Linked DNA regions of Homo sapiens: all the other regions are linked to region 2. A link is a loop called in an ENCODE intact Hi-C map of the cell type or tissue named here. Cell type or tissue: heart right ventricle. All regions are shown on one strand.

What was found. Peaks named below come from ENCODE experiments on the same cell type or tissue, not always from the same donor. Only the 100,000 strongest peaks of a DNase experiment are listed, where the experiment ranks them.
Region 1: a loop joins it to region 2, with 3 times the contacts of the local background. A loop is called at or near these places in 24 of 110 quality-filtered maps.
Region 3: a loop joins it to region 2, with 2.9 times the contacts of the local background. A loop is called at or near these places in 13 of 110 quality-filtered maps.

What each region holds. Positions count from the first base shown.
Region 1 is chr3:169,291,768-169,299,767 of GRCh38, forward strand. The region is part of intron 2 of MECOM (MDS1 and EVI1 complex locus); the gene reads right to left. Among named protein-coding and RNA genes, the nearest start is that of MECOM-AS1, 150 kb to the right of the region's middle. In heart right ventricle, a CTCF peak has its summit at 3,569 (motif pointing left); no DNase peak of the experiment used is centred here; H3K27ac peaks cover 825 bases.
Region 2 is chr3:169,146,336-169,154,335 of GRCh38, forward strand. All of the region lies in intron 2 of MECOM (MDS1 and EVI1 complex locus), which reads right to left. Among named protein-coding and RNA genes, the nearest start is that of LINC01997, 150 kb to the left of the region's middle. RefSeq lists a silencer at 3,104-3,163. In heart right ventricle, CTCF peaks have their summits at 3,162 (motif pointing right) and 3,366; DNase peaks (open chromatin) are centred at 96, 639, 1,106 and 3,156; H3K4me3 peaks cover 3,574 bases; H3K27ac peaks cover 5,737 bases; H3K27me3 peaks cover 889 bases.
Region 3 is chr3:169,213,724-169,221,723 of GRCh38, forward strand. All of the region lies in intron 2 of MECOM (MDS1 and EVI1 complex locus), which reads right to left. Among named protein-coding and RNA genes, the nearest start is that of LINC01997, 210 kb to the left of the region's middle. In heart right ventricle, a CTCF peak has its summit at 4,836; a DNase peak (open chromatin) is centred at 4,838; H3K27ac peaks cover 2,499 bases.

The sequences.
Region 1 (8,000 bases), 150 kb after region 2:
TTGCTTTGTTTAGTATGGAGATAGCTACTCTGCATGTTTCACATCAGTATTTGATTCTGTGTCTAAATTTGAGTATCATCTTGAATACTAGGTATTCTCCTCTGTAGAATCTGATCATGTGAATAATACCACAGGGAGCTGCATACTTCAAGCAAAAACTCAAGAGCTGATATTTGTTTCAACAGATTCACATTTTAAAATTTATTGTCTACCATTTGTGTATGAGGCATGAAACATGACCCTTATACTGGACCACAAATGATTATGCAACTAGTTTGGCGTTTTGTATTTTAAAGAGATTGGGGCTCATGCTGGTAATCCCAGCATTTTTTTGGGAGGCCGAGGCAGGTGGATCACTTGAGGTCAGGAGTTTGAGAGCAGCCTGGCCAACATGGTGAAACCCTGTCTCTACTAAAAATTCGAAAATTAGCTGGGCATGGTGGAGTGCATCTGTAATCCCAGCTACTCGGGCCAGAGAATCATTTGAACCCAGGAGGCAGGGTAGCAGTGAGCTGAGATCGCACAACCACACCCCAGCCTGGGTGACAGAGTGAGATGCCATCTCAAAATAAAATAAAATAAAGATAATCATAAACATAAATGAAAAGATTGAACTGATAGATGATGAAGCAAGATCTATTCACTGTGCAAGGATGAAAGGCCCCTACAGAATCCCTTCCTGAAACTCAGGATTGATTGTTTCAACCCTGTGATATTCTGCTTTCTGAACAAGATGCCAGAATTCTACTGTGAGCTCTGTGCAGGCTAATTTAGGAGATGCAAGATATCTGTTATCTCCCAGTGATCTCTCTGAGCCACAAGGTCAGATTCAACTGAATATTAAGGAGGGCCCTGAAAAGGCTCACAGGGCCACTTTGAGAACCATAAGGGTGAAGTGCATGACAGCTGGTTATGGGAAGGGGAGGGTGAATTCTGGTGGTACCATCTCTACCCAGTGACCATTCTTGTCATCAGGGTTTCCTAAATCAGCCTAATAGGAGACTGAAGATCTGAATTCGGGTATTGCAGAATGTTTGCAGCCTCCCAGGGAATGGAAAAAGATCTGGATCAAATTATATTCAATTTAGAGGCATGTGGGGCATTCTAATGATTTCCATTGCCCCTGTGGTCATCTTGGGTGGTGGAGCTCATTAAGGCTCAATCACAAAAATTAGGGCTCAGAGGATGTCAGACCTAAAAAAGGACCCAATGTGGACCACCTAAGCTCAGTGAGATGAAGTGACTTATCCAAGACCTCAGCTCCAGGCCATCTTATAACTAATAATAGGTACCTCCATGACTAGCAAAGGGGTGGCTGACATTTGTCTTTTAAATACCTATCGCAGGAGGAGTCAGCTAGAACAAATCAACAGAGCATGCCGAGAGTCTGAGAGAAAGTTATCTGGCATGAGCAGTGCTAGTTCCAGCCACCATCATGACTCTTGGAATTCCAGAGTAGGTTCCTAACTCACCTTCATGGTTTCACGCTCACCCCACCGTCTATTCACCACACAGCCGTCAGGGTCTTCTCCTGGCTTCCCATCACATTCAGTCCAAACTCCTCACCATGGCCTTTGAGGCCCTTCCTCTCTGACCTCACTGCTCCTCTCTCATTCATTCGCACTAGCCTCGTGTGTTTGGCTTTCTGGTTCTTTGAAACATCAAGTTGGTTTCTTCTTCGGCCGCCTTGGCCTTGCTATTCTCTTAGGCTGAAATGCTTTTTCTGAAGCTAGCCCCATGGCTCACTGTTATTCCTTTCAGGTTTCTGTTCCAGTGTCCCTGCTCAGAGGGGCTACACCTGACCCCTGCTCTAAGTACCAAACCTTCTGTGTGCTACAATTCCCCCTTTACTCTTTATCCCCTTCCTCATCTTCACTTTTCTTGATAGCAGTTATTATTACCAAACATTATATAGTTATTTGTTTCTGTATTTATTCATTTTCTTTGCCCCTACTAAAAAGTCCATGAGGGTATGGAGTTTGTCTAGATTTCAGAATAGTGCCTGGAACATAGTAGGTATTCAGCTTATATTTATTGAATCAATGATTTGATACTTTATGGGATTACCAGCCAGTGTGATCTACAGTGTCTAGCCCCAGTAACAGGTGAGAGTCACTGAAATAACCTGATCACAGTCCTCAGGTGGAGACCTCAGCCTGAGAGGCTCAGGGCTATTTCCAATCATTCTTGCATTTTCTATCATTTTGCCTAATTCTAACATTTCCTCTTTCTAACCTTGCTCTATCATGTCAACTAGAAACTCATTACTGCATGTAGGTTATACACACACACTTCTTAGAACAACTATATGATTTAAGACACCCTAGTGATTTTATTGGTTTATCATTAACTATTTATGGGTTTTTTTTGGTTAGTTGATTAGTGAGTTTTTTTTTAAGTTGTTGTATTTCCATTTAACCTTCCAGGATCTTGGTTTTCTGTAATGTAGAATAGTTATATCACTATACTTGCCTTATCTACATGTCTGTTCAAAGCTTGCATTAGGTTCCGTATTTTAAGATATTTTGAGAGAAAATAATCATTTTAGAAAATAGTTTCTGGGAGAGTTTGCAATTTCTACAGGCAGGTGTTTTCAGGGGAAAGTTAGCCAAACACAGAGAAAAACATTGCTTTTAACTAATGTATTGATCATTTGGGAGGGCACTGGCGTAAGGTCACAAACAAAGTAAAAATGTTAGCCAAGACAAGACTCAAGAGGGGCAGAAGCAGTAGCCTGGTCTCTGCTCAAATGTCCCCATTGTATGGAGCTGGGTAAACAGGCAGCTATGCAGTCTGTTCTGTCCTCTCTCATCACATGGGAGAGAAGCCACTAGAAAAACAAACAAACAACCAAATACAGCTCAAGGCTTATCAGCCTTTAAGTTGATGACCTTATACTCTGGGATCCCAGCCCCAGCTCTAAGGAGCTTATTGGACAATGATGAATCTAAAAATCTGAAGAAGTTCAGTCAATCATTGACTCTCAGGACAATCATACCCTCCTGCCTCAGTCCTTCTTCCAAAATCTCCAGTACGTCCTGACTGTGCCCAAACAGAGCTTGGTCTGCTTGGACAGAGTTCTCAGCAGTTTGGGCTTATATTCATGCTCTTGCCCATGCCTGCTTCACTCACCACATCACATTTGATCCGGATCCACAAGCACCCTCTTTTTCCTCCATTTGCTCTGATAAATGCTTTCTCGGTCTTTCTTCCTGCTCTAGAAGATTATCTTTTCTATTGCTTAGTTTTCTTTATTTAAAAAAAAATGTTTTCTATCTTAATGTTACGTAAAATATGTGCATTATAATTGAGATGGGGATTTTCAAACTGTCTTCCTGAGGTTCCTCAGAGATCATCAGAGGAAAGATATGAGCACAGACCTTTGGCTTTGAACCTCCTGTCCCACTTTCACCATAGGATCTAGGTTGACTTTTATCTATTTTATATATTGGGTTTCTGAGTAAGATATTGTTTAAAGAAAGATTTCCTATTGCTTTTATTTAAAAGGGTTAAAAAAAGTTAAATTACAATAACACGTGACTCGAAGGATTTGCCACCACCTGGTGGCAGCATACCCAAATTTCAATGTACCTAAATTTTTAAAAGGGTTGAGTTGAATCTGCTATTCTAAAATTATAAAGTGGTATCAGAAATGTCTCAGATGATGATGTATAATTATGAAAAAACATTAAAAAGTACAATATCACTTTCAAAATACAATATAGTATTTCAAAGTTGAGATTTTTATAAATGAATTAAATTACTTTATTGTAGGGCATAGTACTTGTAGAAAACATTTCCATTATGCCTTTAAAACAACATTGCAAGAAGGTAAAATAAACTAGTAGCATTCTCTCAAATTCTTTTTATGTTTGAACATCAATGTTACCTACCTATCCTCAAATATCTGGGGAAAACTTCATTTCTTCTTCTTCTCCTTAAAGTCAACATAAATACTCAGTTTCTGGGTAAATTGTACCAGGGACATTGCCCGTGCTGCTCTCTACCTCCACCAAAACAAAACAAAGCAAAGACACCTTTTCACAGAACTTTAGAAATGACTGCACAAAGAGAATAAAAAACAAGTATTACAATCACAAGTATATTCATGGACAAGTGGAGGAAGAAAGTGAGGTTTTGTTTGATGGTTTGTTTGCTTGTTTGTTTTCCTTTTTCAGGCCTTTCAGCTCTCATACAACAGTAACATATTGGTTGAACCAACTGACCTTGCTCTGGCCTGATTCAACCATAGTCTGTTCAGATAGAACACCTTTAGCACTCAAGAATAGGTTCCAGTAACTTAAACACCTGATGAGTGAAAAGGGAAATGAAACCTGAGCCTCACCATTCTCAAGTCACTTTTTTGACCAGACCCACATAGATGCCTCCCCAGCAGTCTGTAGTGGCCCTTGCTTTCCCCCTCCAGCTATGGGACTCCTAAGTCATTGCCCTCTTACTCACAACAATGATCTTAGGTTAAGTTTTCAGGCAGGACATGAGAAAATCAGCAGGACAGACAAGTGGCATCCTATAACACTCCCAGATCTGTGAGAACAGAGTGAGTGGGAGTGAGAAGAGCAAGAACGCCAAAGAAATATTCTTGGCGGCAGGCTGGTGGACGCAGAAGGAAGGTTTAGTTATGGTCCCTCAACAGCTGCAATAAACTTGCTCTGTAAGAAGCCATGATTATGTTGTATTGTGGATTTGCCAGCAAGATTACATCCACACAAGTTCTTTGTAGACCATCAGTAAACTCAGGGCATTCTGAGCAAATAGGAATTAGCTACATGGGCAGAGTTTTCAACTGAAATCCACGCCTAGTTCCCCTAAAGATTGTTTACCAGCTTTTCCCAGAGCCAGTTACAAGGAGCATAACATGACTTGATTCACAAAGAAGTAATGGAATTATAGTAATAAAGGAGTGAGGAAAATAAATAACAGGAATAGACTTGGCACTTTTGAAACTTAAAGGTGTTTTGCCTGAGATGAACCTGAGAACTGACCTACAATGCTTCTCATACTCGTAAACATGGTGCAAAGTTTGTTTTAATCATACAGAATATGTCACCATTAATTCTTTAAGCATGCAAAGAGCATATCATAGCAAATATTAGACACCCCAGAGGTGTAAACTATAGCTTAGAAAAACAAAACTCATTGGTGGCTATTACTTTGCAATTGTTAGATGTCACCATTGTCATTTCATGTTATAGATCTGTGTCACAACAACATCTGTACAAAACCAAACACCACCAGCTGTGCTCTTTCAACAATTTGGAGCAATAATTAAATTGTCTTTAGTAATACACCTGCACTGCAGATAGACAAAGCCAGTCCCATAAAATTTTACATGCTTATTTAAATTCTTCAGAAAGTTTCAATGAAGGATCCAAACAAACCAAAAATGCTAAAGTATGTCAAAATTGCCATGTGAGAAAACAAGTACACTGATACAAATTAATTAGCCTTCCTCCTTTGGTTATAATCTAACAGGCTACATCATACTTGCTGCCTTAGCTCCTGGGCTATTATTGCCTATCTGAGATCACTTTTGATACTCCTGAGGTAAAGGAACACCAAACAGTAGTCATTTATCTGACAAAAGACCTTGTGTTTTTCTTATTCTATCAATCATTAAACAAGTAATGTCTTTTTATGTTATTGCTTTGACATTCATTAACACTCACGTCAGAGGAAATCTTTGCAATTAAAAATTCTATTGACCATGTAAGGTTGTTTTGCCTGGGTTTGTTACAACTGATTTTTTTTTTTTAACAGAAGCAACAGCACTGAGGCAGGTCAGGAACCTACCACACAGTTCAGCTTGAGGTATCTCTTCTGACTCAAATGCTGCTGGTAATTATTAAAAAAATATTATTTTAAAAAAAATCATTTTTTCTATCTCAATGTAAACGTCAATGATAATCTTGACTGATCAGCTTAGCTTAAGAGGAAAGAATACCTCAGAAAGACAAAAGTCAGAGAGCCACAAGACTCTTGTGTTGTTATTAAATTCTTCCTCATGGCAAATGTGCAAACTTTCAGGAGAGTTTCAAGTAATAATCTGAAAAGTGTGCTAAAATCTCAAATGTTTGAAATAAGTTTTACATAAGGTCCTTGTGATTTGATACCATAAACAGAAACAGAGTAGGAGAAGTGCCTAACATGACAAAAGGAGAATTTTGAATATACCATAGAGTAACTTGTTCACTTCCAAACCACTCCTTTTGTGGGAACATCACCATAAAAACTGATTATACATCATCCACGGCAATATTATCATCCAGCATCGGGAGAAATAAACCTGAACAAACACATTTCTTTTTAATAAAGAGCAATTTAGAGGGTGGGAGAAGAACCAATTTCCTTCTTGGAAAAATCTCTGTGTTATAAAAATGTCTTTTATTTACGGAGTGGATTAGCTTTATGGTATCTGTATTTATATGCCTTCTACTTTACAAAGAATAAAACAGAATGGAAATCGATATAAAAATACTTCTTAATATACACCATATTAAATGTTATCAATATGAAGACACATATGGTTCTCTCTTTACATACAAAGATACATATGTATTAAATGTTATATATTAAATGAGATATGTATATTAAATGTTATCAATATGAAGATGCAGAGAGAAATGTGTCTTTATATTGATAACATTTCATATATAATATAATATAAACCATATTTTGACATCTATTAATATTTCCATCTATTTATATATACATATCTCCTTATACTATAATTCTAGTATTTAATTAAATTATATTAGTATTTAATTCAAATCAAAGATTGAATTTGGCCCTAGGGTACTGTAATGATTTGAAGATACTTAGAATAGAATGTGTCACATGGATTCCATCTCCATTCTAAGAATCAAATTCAATCACAAGAAGACTTGGGACATGAAATAATCTGAATTTATTTATTCATTCAACAAACTCTTAGTAAAGACACCAGTTTAGAGACATTGCAGCTGCACTGAGGAGGAAACACTACACTCCCCTGTACGCACGGGGAAGTGATTTTACCTGCAGGATGACCGAATGTGTGGTTTCAGGAAGTGAACTATAATGGGGTTTTAATGTCCTTTGGGTCCTGCCTCAGCATTGTTCATTTTCAGTAAATGAAAGCAATACAAGCTTTGCAAAGGGATTTCGAACTATAATAGGGGAAACTTAGAAACGAATCCAGATACCACCATGGATATAAGATTCTGGGAACTACTTATCTTGGAGAGATCTTTAATCTGAAATCACTGCAAGTTTCATGAATATTTAAGGAGCAAAGACTCAGAGAAGACAGTTAAAGGGAAAATTGCTGTTGGCTGATTTTTAACAAATAGATCCTTCCTAGAACTCCTAGTTCTCACTAGGAATTGCCTCAGAGACAATTTCCACCTATAGTCATTACTCAAGGATTAGAGCCCAAGACACCACACTCAGGAGGCCCGTTTATTGCAGACAGATGGTTCAAAAAGCAGCTCTCCCAGCATGAAGACTGTAAACCCGCCGCCCAAACCGAGGCCAAGAGGAGGGGCTGGGTTCCCCACCCAGTGCACACCCACGCCAGAGCTCCTCAAGATTTTCCTTCCCGCCCAGGCTGTGGTTGCTCTTCCTTCCTCACCTGATTCTACCAGGATCAAAATGTTCTTGGAATAAAATTAAGTAAAGATTAGGCCTGGAGTATAAGATTAGGTCACCCGATTTGGGTTTGAGTCGCCATTGTATCATTTACTAACAGCTTTTCCTTCAGCAAATCACTCAAGACCTTTCAAAGTAAAGTTCACCCCAGTCAGACCAGACAGACCCCATCTCAAAGTCCCCTGAACCCGGAATCTGATCTACAGAGCTCTTTTCTACTGAACTTCATGAATCACAGCCCCATTCCATATGCATAATTCCATATATATCAGCACACTGCTCAGCCACTATGGAATTTTAATGACCACATTTTCATTCAAACTGTGTATTCACTAGAATAGCTAAACATTTTT
Region 2 (8,000 bases):
GCGTGGCCAGTGCCAGGAATTCAGATTTTGGCAACCGCACCTTGTGCGTCCCCGAAACCGACGGACAGAGACACACGGAGGGAGGGGAAGGAGGAGAAGAGCGCAAGGAAAAGAGGCCGACAAGCCGGCAGAGAAACCCACCGAAGGCCGGACGACCCACCCCGGAGACGTGTCCAGACCGCACCGTTTCGCAGGAGGAACAAGGAAATCGCCCGGCTTAGCAACGTAGATAAGCAGCAGGGCTCCGCGAGACTGCGGGCGAGGAGGAAAGAAGGCTGGGGGCGGGGGGCGCCCGTAGAAACGGTGCCCCGGCAGGAAACTGTCCGAAGTGACAAACTTTCACATCGCCCAGACTTTTTTTCCTTTTAAAGTGAGGAGTTCTCTTACCTTTAGATTTCTATGGCCTCAACTCAGCAATAATAGGCATTCACAGAAGAATCAAAATAAACAAAATAAAATAATCAGCAGCCCCCAACGCTCCTGCACGAAAATCCTTTCAAACGATCCCGAGCAACATTTAGAGATGTTTAAAAATAATAATAATAATTTTTTAAAAGCCTCGCGTCTCGATTTCCAAATGGGTCTCTGACAACTTTGTCCGTCTCTAGGATCTGCTCTCCAGGACCACGCGTTTCGGATTTATTGTCCGCCAACAGTGTATTTTTAATACAAGAAATGAAGTCTTCTTTCGTCTGGGTGACCCGGGTTTGGTGTGTTTTGGCTTTTTCCCCCTTCCTAAATGAGCTCGGAGCTATTCCTTCTGGTTCACATCACCTCCCTCTTTTCTCACTTTCTCTTGCTCTTATCAGCCCGATGTGTAATGAAAGTTATCTGAAACCCACTAAAACTTCTACTTCTCCTTCCCAGTTCCAATGGGGGAAAACAAGCAGGAGGAGGAGAGTTTGAAAAGGTGGGGGGCCTGGGGAGGCGAGGGGAGCTCTATCCCCCTTTCAGATCCTCCGCAGCGCCTTCGCGGGTCCTGGACCCTCACGGGATCGTCCCCTTTCGCAACTCCAAGCTCAGCCGCCGGGTTTCTATTTCATGAACTGTCTCTTTAAAGAGGATCTGCTCGGCCATCCAGAAAGAACCCGGGGCGAGGGAGAAAGGGAGCTATCTCCCGCCGCCCAGAGTGATCTGATCGGAAGCCAGACGGGCTCCTCTTTTAAATTTTTAAAGTGACAGCAGCCTCCTCTGGCGGGAGAGGTCACAAAAAGGTCGCCAAGACCCAAGTCCTATAGGGACAGACTGATTATGGATGCACCATCCCCCTTAAACATGTAGATTTCTCCGGGTAAACAACCAATGGGGAGATCTCGCCAGGCAGGATTTCTTTCCCCAGGGAAATAGCCTCCGTTTCGATGTCTTGAAAGCACAAGTGTGGTGTGTGTGTGTGTGTGTGCGCGCGAGTGTGTGTGTGCATGTGTGTGTGTGAGAGAGAGAGAGATGGGGGATGGGAGGGATGGGGAAGGGTAGAGAAGTGCTTTCAGGGGTGTGAGGGTGTGTGCACCGAGGCAGGAGGGGGCGGGGGTAGGGGGGAGAGGTAGTGCTGGAGTGGGGAGGATAAAGCTTAGGGTATAGGGACGCTAGTTCAGACTAAATATAAATAGTTTAGAAATTCTCAGAAAACAGCAACCTCAAGAGTGAAAAGTTGACATGTACATTTCCAGTTTTCTGCTAAGCATTAAAAAAAATTTTTTTAATTGAAACTCATACTCTAATTTATTCCCTTCATTCTTGTAGCTAGGTCAGAGGAAGGGCGTGCAAAATTTTCAAACCATATTTTTCTTTAAAGATATTTTAAAATCTGAAAAATTATTGGCATATAACCCGCCCAAACAGCATATTATGGGTTTAGAGAGATTGATGACTGTCTGGTGAGTCTTTGCCATTTTCTTTGATACATTAATTAAAACACCTTGAACGCCAAAACGTGCAATAAGCAATTTGACGACTCAGATTATTTTTGAACGTTTAACATCATAAATGCTGCTTTTAGTAATCGGTACTATCCTATGTTTAATAACTTTCTAATATACCTTGGGTACATTTAAACCAATACATTGTAGAAAAGACATTGGAAGAAAGAATACAGGGGATACATAGCAAAACAAAAGGGTCTACAGATTTATTCATGGCCAACTTTGTAAGATTTAGTAAATCCCACTGGCTAAATGGAAGTAAACGCGTTTTTATCACAAAACTCCATTCATAAAAACAAATGGACAAAATCCAACTCCCCAGCTCAACAATGGAAAGTTAAGCAAAGTAAGCGAGTCTAGGGACACTTGCGGGGGAGAGGTGGGGCAAGAGGGGCTGGAAAGTGTGCTGACGGTTAAACTTTAGCTGCAAACGGGATAACACAAGTGCCACCCACTTTTTGTTTTCTCCAAGTGCAAATAAACGTGTAAATCCAGTAGAACTATATTTTCCCAAAATATTGATTTAAAAACAAAAATAGTAGCAAAAGGGAGGGATTGGGGGAGAGAAAATGACAAGAGGTGGTGACTAATTTGTTTCGGTGGCCTGTTATCTGTGACATTGAACTGTTATTTCAGATAATGGCCATTGTTTGAGAGAAAATCGCACAGCAGTGGTAGGTAGGACAGGAAAAATCCTTTGTAAATAACCTAAAACCCGGTCAGATATTCCCGTAGAGTTGGGCGCTTGAGAACCTTTAAGAGCTCCTGGTTCGTGGCCATTGATTTCCTGCCCTCCCTCAACTTGCCCATTGTCGGAGCTTTCTTTTTTTTTTTTTTTTTTTTAATTTAGCCATAAATTGGACCGGCTCGAGCTATGAGCTGTTCTATTTTCTTCCTGTCAGGATGAGGGATTTGTTTTATGATGCATTGTGTATTAAATACAAGTAATCTGGGGAACCGATTGCTTCAGACAGTGCGGCCTGATCAGGGGGTCTGGGAGCTCAGCGCCCCAACCCTGCGGCCCCCACCTCCTTGCCCTTTACAAAACTGCTTTCAAAACGAGGAAACGTCGGTAGGAAAACAAAAGGTCGTCTGGAATCATTGGCAGGTCCTGGCTAAATTAGGATTTCGTGGAAAGGGCCTCCGAGTTTTTTCCCCTATATTGGCTTCGGGTGGGGGGAGGCGGAGCGACTTTCAAGGTCTGGATACTTGCAGGTACGGCAGGACGCCGGTAGATGGCATTGCGCTCCGAAATAAAGCGCAGCGCCGGCGGCTCCAGCCACCCAGGTGAACCCGCCTCTGCCCGCCAGGCGCCGGCAACACAGCTCTGCCTTCCGCCTCGCCCGCCGTTCCGCGTCCTTCCGAGCTACGAGAGGAAGGCACACTGCAGTCCAGGCATGTAGACATCAGCCTGAGAGAAGGCTATTCCTACGTCTGAGCTTCTCTTCCCCAAATACAACCAAGAGTGAACGCTTACCCTCCGAGACCTTGGAAGATGTACCTAGAAGAATGGAGAATTCATTGCATCATCATTATTATTATATTAATATCATCATTATCGTCATCATCAGTCTTGTTCTCCACTGAATAAATTGTGAAAAAGACTAAAGGAAATCATCAGAAGGACCTGGGCAAAGGAAGCTAACAAAACACTAAATCTTAATCTCTCTTTCTCTCTCTCTGTGTGTGTGTGTGTGTGTGTGTGTGTGTGTGTGTGTGTGTGTCTGTCTGTCTGTCTGTCTGTCTGTCTCTCCCTCCCCTCTCCCCCACCCCATCCCACTCCCTTTCTCCTTTAGGTATATAACAATAACTTCATGTAAAGGCAGAGTCATCTCACTTTTTCTTCACACAACTTAAAGTTTAAAGATAGGGTTCTGAAATCCCACAGTAGTTAGACTGGCCTTGTTTCTCATGAAAGGGTCTTCTTGCTATTTAAATAAGAATTATTTAGAAGACCTGATCCATCTTCCCCAATAAGTGAATGAAACAGGAAAGAAGGTTAGAGGAAAAGGATTTTGCAAGGGGCTTGCTTCTTCCCCTGTTAGCTTGCTTTCCATCAGAAGGTTTCTAAAACAATAAATAAATACAAGGAGCCAAATACCATCACCAATTCCCTTTATTCCTTGGGATTTCTGGTGAAATCTGTTTACAGTAGTTCCCAGTTACAAATTAATCTGCAAAAGCCGCTGTCTGCTCAGCAGTAATCAGTAACATGCGTGTTCTGCAGTGTTTAGCACTGCCCTTGAAATGGGCTATTAAAAATAATGGTTTTACTGTAATCTCAAACCAGCTTTAATTTGCAAACATGTATCAGGACAGATGATCTAAATATTAAGGGGATGGAGTAGGAGAACAAACTAAAACAAATGTATAGCTTCGGGGAAAGAAAAAAATGGAATGATTCATCAGTGATGTTTAAAAAGAGAACCAGATTTTAAAAACATTTTTCCAGAAGGAATGATTATTTTTTCTTTCTTGATCTGTTAATTGTTGTTTACCAGGAAAAGGGCATTGGAAAAATATGAGGGTTGAGTGTGGGCTGATAGATTTTCTAGGAGTTGTAAAGATCCCCCTTTGGCTGATGGCAGGGCTGGGGTGGGAGAGGTTAATGTGTTTTCTTCCTGGTTTGAAAAGGGCATAAACCCTCCTCAGGCCCCTTCCTTCCTTCCCCAGCTGTGTGGATTGCAGAATCTTTAAAAAGCCCAAAGATTTCCAATAAGGCCACTGGCTCTGCCTTCATTGTGTAACTGTTTATTTAAAATAAGTCAATATATTAGTTAAAGCAGTAAGAAGTTAGTGCTCCAGTATTCAAGTGATTCCCACAAGACTGTAAACTGATGCCTCTTTTAAGCCTTAAACTTCATGGTCGTCCCAGAAGTAAAAGTTCTGCTAATGGAGACCCTATGGGCATGGTACATTCCAGCACATCATTAAAGGAAAGAAAAGCAGTCCAGCCAAAGCCAGATGAAATGACTGCACTGTCCACTTTTAATAGGCTTCCTGTGGACAAACAGCACTGTAACACTCTGCAGAGGACAATATTTAAAAACAAGACAACTTGCTGGCAGTTTTCAATACCGTAAAGTTAATAAAGTATGTTCCCATTCACCCTGACATTATGTTTTTAGTTTATAGAGGAAGGCACTTTATAACCTCAGTCTAAATTCCCTTAATTCTGCAGCTTTGGGTTTCTTGAGGTGGCTAAATATACACTAAACTCCAAGCCTAACATCTTTGTTTTAACTCTATTTTTTTGTAGCTTTTCAAGAACGTACATGTGCATTTTTACATTTCTCAAGTGGAGTTTTATTCATGGAGATTCTGTTAAATCCTGTTTCATACAGTTCATGTCAAGAAGCATGAAATAATCTGAGAAATTGACATTTGGCTGAACAATAAGTGCCTGCTAATTAAATTAGCTTCGTGTATAGATATTGATGTGTGTTTAAAAAGAAAATCAATGCTTCCTTTTCCATGTCAGAATAGGATTTTGTAAAATCTTACCTAACCTAACTGACACAAAGATAAGAAATAATGTAAGTATGTCTTTTAGGACTCAAGAGACTTCCCACTGATTCATATATAAATATTTCTCCCAATTTGTCTTTCTCCTACTCCTCTAAATTCTCTACCACCCACAATTTCTTTTCCCAAATCTTTTTATTTAATAGAGTAAACTTTGTAATGAAGCATGACCTTTAGGCAAGATAAACTAGATCAGAAAGCCATGAAATCTAAGGTGATATTCTGTTTAATTTTAATAATTTCTGTTTTTTAATTTAATAAGTATTTTGCAAGCTTTGTTCTCTAAGCATGAATGTGAATTCTGTGATGCTTTGATCAGACAGATCCAGTGAAACAGTCCAGCACAATACAAATTTACCAACAAAAATGCTGTGACTGTCCGTAGCCCCACACACATATCACAACTGCACTGAAGAGAGATTACTGGTGACTCTTGGTGGACTCTGCCTTTTTTTATTTTTTTTAAATTATTATTTTTTTTATCTATTGGGGTGTGCTGTTAGAAAAGAGGAAATTAAAGATAAAACAAATTTAAATAAAAAATTTCCCTTGGTCTGGAAATGGGCCCGACTGAAAGCATGTTAATCTCCACCTCAGTAATTTGGTTCTCCAGGAGAAGACAGAAGCCCTGCTGCTGTGCCCTGCACTTCATAAATCACATCTTTATGTGGACAAGGTCAGGGCACCTAACAGCTCAGACATGGGCCTTTGCAGTGGCTCGAGGATTCAGGCATGTTTACTCTCCTATTCGGCTCTCCGAGGAGTAGTCCAGCACGCTTCTAATTACTTTTGATTATTTTCATTTGCTGGGGTCAGTCTGGCTTGCCAGGACTGCTGGAGGGTTGATTTCCTACAAATCTTGATGTCTTTGTAGGACGGCACTGTGTGCGTTCAGAATTAGCACCCCGTTATTGTCCCTACAGCATGGGATCCTTCATAAATAGACATGGTGATAACAAAAGTTTCCCCAGTGAACCATTACCTACTTCCTTTCTTATTAATTAACTATACAAGCATAATCACCTAGCTGATCTTTCTCCAAAATGCCAAAGATTTTAACAGTTTAATATTTTATAGTATATTTGGCCAGAATGAGAGCAGATTTCTTTTTTGCTTCTATTTTAAAATATATTTAGTAACAACTAGCAGCTCTTTGGAAACTAAGATGAAGTACTTTGCTGAAACAACCGCTCTGGTGAATAAATTATTATACTCAAAGTTTTATTTTTTAAACTCCAGTTAAGGTTGCCATATTTAAAATATTTTTTGCTGGACTATTTTGATGTGTTTCAGTCCTAAGCTATGATGCTGAGTGGTTAATGCACAGCAACAAATTTATACCAAGTTTAAATGAAAATATTATGATAAAATAAAAATGTTAATAAAATACTGTAAAACTTTGGTAGCAAAATAGAGACAATAGAGAAATATTTCCCAAAAGTAGGGATGTTTAACTCTTTGATGTGTATTTATTACAAGATATATTCAAGAAATAAATGATGAAAAAATAAATACAAAAACTGAGACAGTCACAAAAAATGCATAACATATCAATCTGGTTGTTCAGACAACTGGTTGTTTTATATCACTAGGAAAAATTTACTATTATCTTTTTATTTTATAAAAGATAACTTTGCTTACGATTATCATTAGTCTCAAAAGGTGAAATCCCTCATTCTTTTTAACTTCGGACTAAATTAGTGAGGTAGTAAGTGCTTTTGGAAAAAACCTCAACTCTATAAGGAATTCATTTTTCATTATTTTATTAATTTTAATTAATTCAATCTTTCAATATAGTATTTAGCACATTATGCAATAACTCCAGGATCAGATTCTTCCCTCGAGCTTTAGATACACCATCTAAGAGTGCTTTTAGACTCATAATCTTGTGGGGAAAGTTTGTTGGAAGCTTGATTTTCCTCCTCTCTCCACGCCTAGCTGTGTACCTTTGGGTAAGTCACTTAACCTTTGAGTTGGTTTCCATGACAGTTTCATAATATCAGACTATTACGAGTGTTGGGAAAATAAATTGGGTAACGTGAGTGTGAACTGCCCTGAGTTCATGGGAACAGGTCAAAATACTATAAGTTTCACAGTATTTGTGTTTGTGTAACGGGTTACAGTAAACTTACATACATGCACAATGAGGAAGATAGTCTGGCCTATACTTTGGGGAACAGCAAAGTGTAAGTAGTTTTGTTTCCTCTTTCTTCCATTCCAGTGTCAGTTGCCCTAATCCTTACCCTGACCTTGGAAGGGAAGAATTTTAAGAAAAGTGTTTTTTTTCTCTCAAGCTGTGCTACCCATGAAGATGTCCGTCTCTGTCTGGCTTGCAGCTGAGTTTGTTCTGTTCTACCCACTGTGTTCTCTGCCAGTCAGTAAGAGAGAGTATTCTGCAGCAAAGGTGGAATACCATTGAGTTCCAGAGCCCTAAAAACGAGGGTAGGAACACACACACACACATCTTGGACTAGTTTTAGGTCAATATTTGTTACCAAGGCCAGGAAATTTATTCTCTACAATGTCTCCTGGTAGACAGACTTTAAGTACCAAGAG
Region 3 (8,000 bases), 67 kb after region 2:
TTATGAATATTTTACCAATAATACAAAATTAAATCAATATATTTGCCCAGAGAAAATGAAGTTTTTATTTGAAAGAAGGCCCTAAAACTAAACCAGAAGTTTCCGTTTATTTTACCAACTGAGACCCTGACTTGAGCAGTAAACACTTCCTGCTCCCATGGCTGAAGGGCTATATATTATCTGAAATAATTTCTTTAGTCTGTGACTGGAGGAAGAAAAGTGACTTGCCCTTATTTATCTTTTTTAGGGGCTACATGGATTTTAGTGTCCTTGAAAACAAGTGATTGAGAACAAAGAATTAGCAATAATACACATCTGTATGATACCATTCATCTAAAGATCCCAAAGCTTTCTTGAGTGTCTACACTGCCCCCATCTTTCAATTGCTAAAGCATTTTGGTTTAAGACAGGCAATACAGCTATATTTGTTCCCCTTTGTGGCTTTGTAAAAGCCAACTTTTTTTTTAAACTAACATGTATGAACATCAGTGGAAATTAGCAGGCCTCACTCAGCTTGTAGAATTAGCGGTAGAAAAGAGAACTAAACTAAACTAAAAGAACTAAACTAAACATAGTGGATGGCTGATATATACTTGCCAAATTCAATTTAATTATATGATCAGGTTTTAATACAAATAGAAAAGACATATTTGAAGGGACACACTGATGTTTACAAACAGGAATAATGGAGCCCAGGAGTGTTTAAAAAAAAAAAAAAACAAACTCATTCTAGGAAACTCCATTTTGATTAAAAACAAATTCGTAAATCATTTTTCAGTTATAGCTTTCAGAAGCTCTTGGTTAGAATTCAATAAGGCAAAAAGAGTTTTGGTTTAGACTTTAAGTCATTGAGTACCCCAATACTAATAAATCCTGTAAAGAAAGTAATTGACAATGAATTTTTTTAAATGTTGCAGTAGATGATTCTGAAACTATTCATTTCTACCTAGATTTTTAATAAACATATTTTTGTTAACTAAGGGTGCCAACAAACTGATTATTATTTTATATTACAGCAAAATTTTCTACCATTAACATAAATAAGTCTTTAGGTTTTCAGAAAAAAAAGTTCTACAGGATTATATATTTATATATGTCTAGTATCTATTTTATATATATAATCTATAGGATTATATATATCTAAATATCTAATATCTATTATATATATACAAAATCTACATTATAAATATATATACATATATATACACACATATATATAATGTGAATACCCTCTGCAAAAATCAGAGCATGTGAAGATTTAGAAAACTAAAAGCCTAAAAGCCCAGGCTTTTCTTATAGGGCTTTGAAAATAGAAAGGCAGTTGTTAGAAAATCAGTATCATTTATTGAAAGTAGCCATGTTTGTTTAACTTTATTTTATATTCCACTCTATTCCTTGCACAATATTCCTCAGATTAAACTCCTCCAAAAGTAAAGAACAAAACACTAATGTGAAAAAAAAAGCCTTATGAAGTATTTTCCAGGAGACTCATTGTCTTTTTTTTCCCCCTCCTCTTTCCTTTTTTTTTTTTTTTAAAAAAGCAGACTTTCTTCAAAAGAAGCAATTTTACATGGTGTGTAAAACCGACCTTGGACAAGAAATGGAACACAAAGATAAATCATTTGTGGTGAATTTAAACATGAATCCGTGGAGCTCCTCCTTTTCTGAAATCCTCCATTTCTTTTAAAACATTCTGGTAATAAATTGCTGTGAGTTTTTGCCATATCCTATGTCCTTACTCACTGGGAACAATTGATGCTTGGAACCCATTCAACGATGGTTACATAGATTTGTGAAAACAGGAGCCGGCTCAGCTTTCCTTTAAGAGTTGTTTAGTGAAGTTATGCTCATTGACTTTTTACTCTTATTATTAAAATTCCTCATTAAACCTGCCTGAAAACTAAATGTGATTCCTTTTACCTGATGTGGCAAAATCACCCTCACCCCTTCCAGAACCATTTTATTACAAAAGAACAATAGATTTCCTTGCTGGGTAAAGTAAGAGCAGTGTGACTAATGCACTTTCTATCCTACAGAAGGCCTAATATTGTTAATTTACAAAATCAATTCAAGGGAACCACTTTGAAGACAAACTAGGGTCGTGCATATGGATCTCTCCAGAAATGATGTGTCAGTTCCAAGGCTGGCATTCCGCCTCAGCTGGCATCTAGCAGTTTTCGCTCTTCCAGGCAATTTGGCCCTTGATTTCAAACAAATGCATCCTGAAGGCCTAATGCCAGGAATAGTTTGATATGATTTATGCTTCATGTTTTCTCACAACCCAGAAAATTTTAGACCTGAAAGGCATATTTTTTCATTATTTAGCATTTGCCATGAGTCGTATGTAAGCCAAAGTTATTTTAGTGTCAACCTTTATTTTTCTGGACCTCTGAGTAGAGTCAACTCACGAGTGTTTCCACGTCTTGTTTGTTGCACAATAGGGAAGTTTTCTGGCTGCTTTCATTGATTTCCAAATCCCGAATCTTTCTTTTCTGATGGTATGATGGTGAAAATAACCTTATTTGGTTGCCATCATTTGATGTCAAAATGACGACCATCTAAACTACTTTTTTTCTCACTAGGTTTACTCTTTTAACCAAATTCATAGCAACTCTCTCTTACTTATTTCAAGCCTATGGGATAGAAATAAGTTGTGTCATTTCTAGTGGTGTTTAGGCATAGGTGTATCTTAAAAGCAATAGTTGAAACCTTCCCAAATCTCTGAAATGACATCTGACCACTGGCTGCCAGGTTGCAAGGTCTTCTGGCTTCCCCCATTTCCTGCATACATTTTTGCTATTTCTGAAATGAGAAGAAATAAATGTACTGCTAATTTACACAAACCTTCTCTAGTAAAAAAAAAAAAAAAGTACACTATAGGTTAAAAAACATTAAATATTACTAATTCTATATGTTTCAATCTAGTACATTAAAATAATATTCATGAAAACACTTTACAATATTGGGGGAAAGCCTTGTGAAATTTCACAATATATTGTTAAGTAAGAAAAATAGTTTATAAAATTATGAAAATGCAATCTTAATTTTGCAAAAGAGATATACAGATATGCATAGCAAAAATACTGTAGGTAGCTCAATAAAAAGTTGACAGTGTTTATCTGTAAAACAAAAACAAAAACAAAAACGCACATTAAGCTATCGCCGTGGCCACCATTTACACGGAGTTACTTAAAACAGAATAAATATATTACCCTATAATTTAAGTCATAAAAATCTACTGAGGAAGTTTAGTCTCTACTAGCCACACAAATAAACAGGTATGATACCATAGAGAACAACCGACAGATACCCCATCTCTGTGGGTTCATTTTGACTTCCTTGCACAAGTAGGTAACAGGAGGGTGGATGATCCGCAGATAGCCAGAGCCATATATTTAGAAGATGAACTCATAACAGAATGATCTGGATTTTGGCACCTGAGTAAACATGACTACATGGGTTTGTATTAACTTCTATTTGACATTCACAGAGAATTCCCACCTCTTGCCTGCATACATGAACTATAGCTAGACTCTTGGAGTCTTTTTTTTTTAATAAAACATTTTTGTGGAGACAATAAAATATATAACACAAAGGAAAGATTCTGATATAGGATTACATTTTGGGTTTGTAATAAACTAGAACATTGTACTTAAAGATAACACTGCTCAAGTTCAGAAAGATTTTTAAAAAGCAAAATATTTAGCATTTTCGTAAATTATGCACAATTAACATAACCTCACTACTATATACATGAAATGTTTAAAAATAAATAAATAGGCCGAGCACGGTGGCTCACACCTGTAATCCCAGAACTTTGGGAGGCCAAGGCGGGCAGATCACTGAGGTCAGGAGTTTGAGACCAGCCTGGCTAACATGGCAAAACCCCGTCGCCACTAAAAATACAAACATTAGCTGGGCACTGTGGCACGTACCTGTAATCCCAGATACTTGGGAGGCTGAGGCAGCAGAATCACTTGAACCCAGGAGGTGGAGATTGCAGTGAGCTGAGATCACACCACTGCACTCCAACCTGGGCAACAGAGCGAGACTCCATCTCAAAAAACTATATATATATTTATTTTACATATTTTATTTTACAAAATAAAATATATATGTAATATATATATATATAATCCCCATAATTTCAAAATTTATAAAAATTTCAGCATAGGGTAGTTTTTCTCACTCATCTACAAACATAATCAGAATTTACAACATGGCCTTGACAACAATTTTATTATACATCCTAAATTATCAGTGACTCTAATTAAATATTTTAATAGCTCTATAGTGAAATTAATGCTTAGGGCAGTAATCATTTGACTACTATAAATCATGTAAAGCTAAAAGTTTAGCAATATAGCTTATAGGTTGATAATCCAGAAGAGAAATATATTTTTATTTTAATGGGAAGAGACATCTTACTGTGTGCTTTTAAAATAAATTAGGTTTAAGAAGTCTACAAATTCTGAAAAGTTACAGGAAAAAAAAAGGATCCATTAATCAAAATTGTGTGACATGAAAAAATTTCATTTTTCAGAATGATCTTTAAGAAGATAAAACTTTCAACAGGGATCACAAGAGCTGGGTTGTTTAATTTGCAGTAGAATTTTTGAAATCTGGAGGAAGGATGACACTCAAATCAGATGTATGCACTTGACTTGTCAATGTAATGGAAAGTTACTTCGGGCAATGATCCCAATAATGCCACAGCTTGGGTGGGAAGTTTACAAGGAAAAACAGGAAGTGATGCCAGGGATCACAAAAGGACACTTCCCTTTTGACTGGAATGAGTATTTTACAAATCAAGGAGTGCTATGCATCCAGGGTGAGGCAGGGGGAGGCAGAGTGTCTCTCAGAAAAGCCTGTAACCTGTGGTCTCACACAGTGACTTCAGAACTTGTGGAATTTTGAATACTGTATCCAATTAGGAAAGTATCCTTTTTGTGTTCACATACTACAGAATGCAGTCCATATCAGTGTTAACTTTTATTTCTTAATCATTCTGTATTAGGCATCAAAAAGCCTACTACTGCTTGCCCAAAATCATTCAGGGAATTAAAAAGTTCTCTCTTTACTTACTCTTACAGTTTTATTTTGACAGACAATGTTGCACCGTATCCAATTTAAATTTGTGATGACAGTGGATTTGGGCGTGCAAATGTGACAGAGAACTTTCTCTTTCTCCCCCTCCTTCTACACCACACACCTACCCCTACGTATATAGCTGCGTGTGTGTGTGTGTGCTGTCTCCTGAGCTATGTCATGATCTTGGATGTGTGTCTGTGGGGCCCCAGTGTTGCTGCTGTGGGCTTTTTGCAACAACTATAAAATTCAGCACATTATCCTCATCTCGCTATAACAGCAAACATCGAAGTATCACAGAATCAAAGGAATTAGTTGAAAATAATTTCATAGACAGAGGTACTTAGCTTTTTATAGCTCTGGCTCAACTTGAATATCAATCTATATTAGGTCCTTTAAAAAAAAATTTAATAGGCCAGGCGCGGTGGCTCACGCCTGTAATCCCAGCACTTCGGGAGGCCGAGGAGGGTGGATCACGAGGTCAGGAGATCCAGACCATCCTGGCTAACATGGTGAAACCGCGTATCCACTAAAAATACAAAAAAATTAGCCAGGCGTGGTGGTGGGCGCCTGTAGTCCCAGGTACTCGGGAGGCTGAGGTAGGAGAATGGCCTGAACCTGGGAGGCGGAGCTTGCAGTGAGCCAAGATGGCGCCACTGCACTCCAGCCTGGGCGACAGAGCGAGACTCCGTCTTAAAAACAAAACAGAACAAAACAAAAACTTAATGAGATCATTCCTAGGTTAGAAGGTAAACTTATAGCTAACTTTCTTCTTGGCAAAAAATCAGGATGCTATATATACACCACTATATATTTGAGCACACACATGTAGCTACATATGTAGGGGTGGGTGTGTGGTGTAGAAGGAGTGAGAGAAAGTCTGTCACACTTGCATGCCCAAATCCACTGTCATCATAAATTTAAATTACATATATAGGTGTGTGTATATATATAATGGTATATATATATTATATACATTAGTTTGCTATATATAATAATAGCATGTGTATATATATATAAAATCATCCTAATTTTTTATCAAGAATACAGTTAACTATAAGTTTACCTCCTAACCTAGGAACCATCTCATTAAGTTTTTTTAAAGGATCTAATATATATATTATTCTAATATGTATAATTCTAATATATAATATATTCCAATTATATACATTTTAACAAATATAAATATAAGTAAATAAATATACATTTTCTAACTATATAGTTAGAAAATAAGACTGGGCACGGTGGCTCATGCCTGCAATCCCAACACTTAAGAAAGCTGAGGCAGGTGGATCACTTGAGTTTAGGAGTTCAAGATGAGTCTGGGTAATACAATGAAACCCTGTCTCTCCAAAAAAATACAAAAAAATTATCCAGGCATGGTGGTGCACACTGGTAGTACAGCTACCTGGGAAGGCTGAGGTGAGAGGATCACCTGGGAGGCAGAGGCTGCCTGCAGTGAGCTGTTTAGTCCAGCCAGAGTGAAACTCTGTCTCAAAAACAAGCAAAAAGAAAAGAAAAGAACACTTACTTGCTTCTTTTCTCAAATATTGCCTTTTCAGTGAGACCTCCCTTACCTAAAATTTCTACCTGTTCCTCCCACCTGCTAACACTTCATATTCCTCTTACCTGCTTTATTTTATCTTTCTTGCATTTAATTTTATTTTTATTATTATTTTTTGAGATGGAGTCTCCCTCTATCACCCAGACTGGAGTGCAGTAGCTCGATTTTGGCTCACTGCAACCTCCGCCTCCCAGGTTCTAGCGATTCTCCTGCCCCAGCCCCCCAAGTAGCTAGGATTACAGGTGCCCACCACCACGCCCAGCTAATTTTTGTATTTTTAGTAGAGACGGGATTTCTCCATGTTGGCTAGGCTGGTCTCAAACTCCTGACATCAGGTGATCCACCCACCTGGGTCTTCCAAAATGCTGGGATTACAGGCTTAAGCCACCGTGCCTGCCAATAAGCTACACTTTTTTCTTAACTTTTTTATTGTCTTTTCTCACCAGTAGAAGAGAAAGACCATAAGGGCAGGAATTTTTGTCTGTCTTGTTGACTAGTGTATTTCCTGAGGCTCGAACAATATCCGGCGCATAGTTGGGGCTTAAAAATCATTTGCTAAATCAATGAATAAAGGAAGGAAGGAAAGTAGGAAGAAAATCGAAGAAGAAGATTAGGGAAAGGCACTCTATACAATAATGTTTAAAGATGTAATTCTAGAATCAGGCTGTTTGGATTTAAAATCCATCTATGCCTTGTATTGGTTGCATAACCTTAAGCAAGCTACTTACACTCTCTTCTTTTTCTCATCTGTAAAATGGGCAAATACTGGAACTATCTTGCAGTGTTGCAAAGATTAACTAAAGTAATCCTTACATAGAATTTAGCATCATTTTTGAAACAATATGCAGTAAACAAATGTTAACTAATAGTATCATCATCATCTTCTTCTTCACCAGAACTATCACCTTTGTCCTAATTTTATGAGGCTAACATTAGATAACAGTCATTAATGGTTATTTTTAAATACTTCGGTAACATTTTGGAGTAAACTCAGAAATTATTTCAATTTCCCTTTACATACTTCTATCTGGCTACACAATTACCCTAGCATCCAAAAATAATTGTTTCCTGCCTTCCCACCTTCTTTTGTGAAAGAGTGTGAATTGTGTGCCCAGTTACCTTTAGCCCCCTTGGACCCATGGGCTTTTTGCTGTACTCAAGAGCACAGCTTTTGGAGACGTAAAGAGATGTTAAAAAAAAAAAAAAAAGCCAGTGGCAGCTCCTGGAAGTCACTCTGGTCTGGTTTTGAATGGGTTGGGCTAAGTGATCACTAAGAATTCATCTGGCTGTCAAATCTCACAACTTTTGGCTGACGTGTCCTTCAGGAAAAGGGCAGCAAGAACTGGTA